Linked DNA regions of Mus musculus: region 1 is linked to region 2. Evidence: chromatin loops called from intact Hi-C (ENCODE). Cell type or tissue: left cerebral cortex. All regions are shown on one strand. Each heading gives the region's core, and the rest is flanking DNA. Links, peaks and the distances in the headings are about the cores only.

What was found. A loop is a pair of places that touch in the nucleus more often than their neighbours do. Peaks named below come from ENCODE experiments on the same cell type or tissue, not always from the same donor. Only the 100,000 strongest peaks of a DNase experiment are listed, where the experiment ranks them.
Region 1: it touches region 2 in a loop (2.3-fold over the local background); 2 of 42 quality-filtered maps call a loop at or near these places.

What each region holds. Positions count from the first base shown.
Region 1 is chr7:83,159,734-83,162,647 of GRCm38, forward strand. All of the region lies in intron 4 of A530021J07Rik (Riken cDNA A530021J07 gene), which reads left to right. Among named protein-coding and RNA genes, the nearest start is that of A530021J07Rik, 13 kb to the left of the region's middle. In left cerebral cortex, for the core only: no CTCF peak of the experiment used is centred there; a DNase peak (open chromatin) is centred at 1,689; H3K27ac peaks cover 998 bases.
Region 2 is chr7:83,059,735-83,062,648 of GRCm38, forward strand. No RefSeq gene overlaps it. Among named protein-coding and RNA genes, the nearest start is that of Gm36817, 24 kb to the left of the region's middle. In left cerebral cortex, for the core only: no CTCF peak of the experiment used is centred there; DNase peaks (open chromatin) are centred at 1,253, 1,682 and 1,987; H3K27ac peaks cover 1,512 bases.

The DNA.
Region 1 (2,914 bases), core at 262-2,761, 100 kb after region 2:
TTTGGATGCTAAGAAGTACATGCTGAAAGGAGTCTGATATGACTGTCTCCTGAGAGACCCTGACAGAGCCTTACATATAGAGAGGTGGTTGTTCACAACTCGGGGTCCCCAATAGAAGAGTTAGAGAAAAGACTGAAGAAGTTGAAGGGGTTTGCAACCCCATAGGAAGAACAACAATATCAACCAACCCGAGCCCCCAGAACTTTCAGGGACTAATCCATCAACAAAGGAGTACACATGGCTCCAGCTGCATATGTAGCAGAGGATGGCCTTGTCATGCATCAATGGGAGGAGAGCTCCTTATCTGATGAAAGCTCAAAAAATGTCCCGGTGTAGGGGAATCAAGGGCAGAGAGGTGGGAGAGGGTGGGTGGGTGGTGGAACACCTTCATAGAAACAGGGGGAGGGAGGATGTAATAGGGTGTTTCCGGGAGGGAGGGAAACCGGGAAAGGGGATAACATTTGAAATGTAAATAAAGAAATTATCCAATTAAAAAAAAAGAACCAATTGGGGGAACAGGGCCTTAGCATCAGAACCACCGCCTACAATTGGAACCTTGAGGAGAGAGGAAGCCTTATTATTTGTGTCTCTCTCCATTACCTCCATGAAGGAATACAAGTCCTCACAGATGTCTTGATTGAAGACAGTCTGGTGAAGACCTTGGGAGAATCTCACAAGCCTCGTGAATCTCATGAGTCTTGTGAGCCACTCCCTCCCTCCCTGGGAAAATATTAATGGGCTTGATGTCTTGAGTGTCTTATACACATTTTAACAGCTGTGCAGCTTCAGAATAGTGATGATTGTGTCCAGTCTGGAGGGACCAGCTGGCTCCACACTTCCTTATATGCCTCCTTTCTTCCCTTTTGGAATGGAAAGGAGTGCTGTGTGCCACTGTATATTAGATTTATGTATTTTTGTTTACAGATGCATATAGATGAGTTTGGCTTGAATGTCTGAAGGGACTCTGAACTTTGGCCTGTTGAACAATATTATAATTGTTAAGAGTAAGGATATTTTTGAAGTTAGAGTAAATAGGTTTTGCATTATCAGATGATCATAATTACTGGGGGGTAGGGGCTGAATTATATTTTGAATCTGAAATGTCACCCATTGGCTCCTATTTTGGTCACTTATTCTCCGGCTGGTGGTGATACTATAGAAAATGTGGAACTTTCTGAAGTTGGTTGAAGCACGACACTAGGGAGATGCTTTTGAAGGTAACCTATAACCCCTGGTCCTGGCTCTTCTCTGGTTTCTTGTCTGTCACAATGTGAATAGATGCAACTATAGCACCACCATTATGGACAGAGCTGGTCTCTCTATAGTTTCCCTACCACTATGAACTGACACCTCCTGAAACCAGGAATCAAATGGAATCTTTCTTATGTTGTCTGGTATTTGATACAGAGTAGGAGAAAAGTAACATAATATCCAACAGTTTTCGACTTTGCTTCTCTGTCTCCACCTTCATCCTCTCCTCCAGAGCTGGTATCTGCCTTCCTTCTCCACTAAAAACAAGGAACACAACAATGCCTAGCCTAATAACATCTAGAGTTGGAAAATATCAGCTCCAGATTCTAGAACATTTCATCAGGGCCATTTGGTGTGGGTGCCTAGCTTTCTAAGTCTCACTGCTTTGGTGAGTCATTTTTTTCTGGAGCAAAGTGGAGACCTGCTTCTTCAAACCCACACACCCACCTCCCTTACTGAGCAGAAGCTGTGAATCCAGATGAAGGCCACAAAAGCAAAGCCTTTTCTTCCTCCAGGGAGCACTGTGTAAAAACACGTTATCTCCCCATGGAAGTTGGTGAGCTCCTTTCCCCTCCTCTTGTCATCAGTTCGCTGCACAGTGTCTGGAGTCAGAACTATCTGGCACACAGGACAGAGATCTTAATGACGTGAGGCCTCTTTCTTCCTCTGCAGAGGGAGGCTATTAGGGTATACCTTCCCAGAAATGGTGACCTACTGGACACAGTAAGCACTGAGGAGATGCCTGGCAGGTTCGGTGCTCGTAAATATCAGCATTGATTGTTTGGCAGACATCGTGAGCCTTCAGAGAGCATATACCTTCCGGTGAAACACCTCCGTGCTGCACAAAAGAACAGTGGCAACAGAGCAGCTTGGTCAGGGCACCTGACCTCTCTAGTCATTTCTGTAGGGAGATGAGGGCACAAGGCACATTTTTTCACCTGTTCTTCGCAGCAAACCCTGGAGACTCAGCTTTGTCTCTGAGTAGGAAATGACTTATGAAAATTGGAAAGACTTCAGGAACACACTTGGCACTGAGTGCCCAAAAGTGATTCCTAAGTACAGTCAGGGTTGCCAAGGTAGCGGCAGATCATGATTTTTTTACCTGATGGAGGTGACCCTACATTTATTCCTGAAGCTCCTGAAGGAGGTGACCCTATCTTCATTCCTGTAGATCCTGAGCCATTTGCCACCATGTAAGATTGTATTGTAGTTTCCCATGGACCTTCGTCATGGGGATGGTAATACTAGCAGCTGCCTCTGCTAGAGCTGCACTCCAGACAAATTTCCCACCTCTATTATGGAGTAGTATTCCAATCCCCCCTGGTAGTCTGGCTCTATCCCCTTCTCCCTTCCCCTGCTCACCAACCCACCCACTCCCACTTCCTGGCCCTGGCATTCCCCTACACTGGGGCTTAGAGCCTTCACAGGACCAAGGGCCTCTCCTCCCATTGATGACCAACTAGGCCATCCTCTGCTACATATGCAACTAGAGCCATGGGTCCTACCATGTGTATTCTTTGGTTGGTGGTTTAGTCCCTGGGAGCTCTGGGGGTACTGGCTAGTTCATATTGATGTTCCTCCTATGGGGCTGCAAACCCTGTCAGATCCTTGGGTCCTTTCTCTAGCTCCTTCATTGGGAACCCTCTGCTCCGTCCAATGGATG
Region 2 (2,914 bases), core at 206-2,705:
AATACCTACCCCTCCACAAATTGTTTTTGGTCACAGTGTTTATCACAACAATAGGAATGTAATTAGGACAAATATGTAAACAAATGTAGCATGCTACCAACTGGTGTGCGTCTAAGCATCCTTATACTATTCTGTGATGATCTTGTAGTAGATTCACAGCAACCATCCAGCCAGTGCCTTCCTTCCCAGTTTATGTATGGCCCAGAAAATGGAAACTCAGATAAATTAAGAGACTTGTTTACGCTGGGAGTGGTGGCACATGCCTAAAGGATTAAAATCCTAGCACTCAGGAGACAGAGGCAGGCAGATTTCTGAGTTCGAGGGCAGCCTGGTCTACAAAGTGAGTTCTGGAACAGCCAGGGCTATACAGAGAAACCCTGTCTCAAAAACAAAAAAACAAAAACAAAAACAAAAAAACAAAACAAACAATTAAACAAACAAAAAAGAAACTTGTTCACAGTACCAAGGAGAGACTGGAGCTGGGATTTGATCCGAAGTCTCTCTGATTTGAAGCTCCAGCTTCTACAGTTTCTGACAAATGAACTGAGGCCTGCCAGATCAGACCCAGATACTGTCTTTGCTGAGGTGTCAGCCATTAAACTGGCAGGCTGGATGAATACCTTGAGGCTTGCTACATCATGAAGCACTTTCCTGAGGCCTCAGTTTGCAAATAAGAAATTTTCCTTGGAGTCTCTCCAAAGAGGAAGAGATGGGGTGAGGAGTGGGAGTAGGGGTGTGGAATGAGGGGTGGGGCATTACTTCCAGGCCCACAGCGGGAACAAATCGCTGCTCTTTGCAAAGCCCTTGACATTCAAGGATCCCTCTAGGAAGGAACAGGGTCATGCTTTGACACTTTTATCAAGGACCCTGCTCCTTCTATTTCTTCCCCTTCCCCTCCCCCTTCTTCCTCTTTCCTTTCGCCTTCTTCTTCCTCTTCCTCCCTCCTCCTCCTGCTCCTCCTCCTCCTCTTCTCATCTACATGTGGATGTAATGAAAGTCTGCTGGGCACTTGAGAAAAGGAGACACTGGAGTGGTGTAAGTAAGCTGTTACTGCCTCTCTTCCCAGCAAGCATGAGCTGAATAAAACATGTAGTCAATAAAACCCAGCAAAACAATGAAACGAAGCCCTTTGGTGCTCTTGTATTGGGTGTTAGGCAACCCAGAAACCTGTGGTCATAAAAAGGGGAATGAGGGGAAACTTTACACTCATAGGAACAAAGACAGCTCCGCAGAAGGTTGAAAAGAACACTAGCCTAGCTCAAGTCTTATCCTTGGGCACCTGGAAGCAGTTAGGTTTGAAAGCTGTGCAGACCTCAGGCCGGCTGCTCCCAGCTCTCCCAGGGATCTCGTTAGGGGTAGGCAGTGCAACGTGCTTTTCATTAGGAAACCCATTGATCCTACCCACAAAGATACATTTTTTTTCTTTTTTTTCCCCAATGGTAAATTTATAAGCTTTGAGCACAAAGATCATTTACAGTCTCCTCCTACCCCTTCTTTGCAGGGGATGGGGGTGGGGTGTAGAAAATTTGGAGCTGCCCTGGGTGCCAGCTGCCCTAGGTGACAATTCAAGAAAGTCGTCCCTTGACTGGCTGAACACTGCAAAGCAAACTTCAACACTTTCCTATTTCTGGTGAAGACTGGAAGGAAACGGGGAAGTTTTTCATCCTTGGTGCCTTGTTAGGACTTGGTATAAAGTAGGCCAGTGCAATTTGTCTATTTTGGGTTTCAGAAACATTTGTTCTTCCCACAAGAGGTATTTTAAATACCTTCAGACCACGACTGCAACCCTAAACAATTCATTAAAATAGGCTCTTTGGAGCCTAATTTTAAAACAAAAAGTTGTTGATGATAATGATCATGAATGAGCCAGGCAAGCGCAGCTGTCCAGTCCTCGGGCTTCAGAACTACTCAGAAAAGTAACAACATGATTGTCCGTAGTTGTGTCGTCCAGCCTCCATCTCCCCCAGAAGGCATCCACTGTAATAGAAGAGAATCAGATTGAGAGAAAGAAAGAAAATAATCTTGGCTAAATTGCAAACACTGAGTCACCAGGGAGGAAGGGCTGTTCTGAGCCAAATCTGCTGTATTTTCCCTTGGATTTGTCTCCTAGCCCAGGCCTAACTGTAATCATATCTAAGCACTACAGTAAATGTGCAAGGCCATTGGTAAGCCTCAAAACTGCTGGTTTAGTAAAAACTGCAAGACATTGGCCATGAACAGTCACAAGAATGGAGAACCAATGGCGAGACCATTCTTCCTCAGGCAGTCCTATTTGCTGAATGAGTTCCTGGGGTCATGCAACAGATACTGACTGATGTTGCAGGAGACAGGAATAAGGTGGCACCAGGCACATGATAGTGTGGTGGGCAATCTGTAAGTAACTGCGAGACCTTCTTCGGATCCTTCTGAAATTTGTTGTGCATGCCTTGGAACAAGTAGGGTGTCGTTTTATGATGTTTGTGGATTAGTGTGGGGAGACTTTGCCACAGGCTACGGCTCTGTGTTAGGGGAAGTAGAAAGAGGAAGAAGCATGCAGTCTATATTTTGGCTGTTTAACAATGGTTTGGTTAATAATCCTTTCCACCAGAGTGCAAGTAAATGCACATGCACACACATACACATTTGCAGTGTTGAGGGGCAGGAGACTGAACCCAAGGACTGTGGGTACTTTGAAAAGAACCTGCAAGATGGTTTCAAAGGTGTTGGGATAAGTTGAGCTTGTGCAGGTGCGTGTGCTATGACAGTAATAGGCCTTGTTTTGATCATGTTGATACAATTGCTAAGCTTTGTGCTTTTATAATACCGTCTCTTAGGCTGGCCAAATAGTTCAATGGGCAAAGGAACTTTCTGGCAATCCAGAACATAAGAGTTCAATCCCTGGGACCCACATGTTGGAAGGAGGGAACCAGTTCCC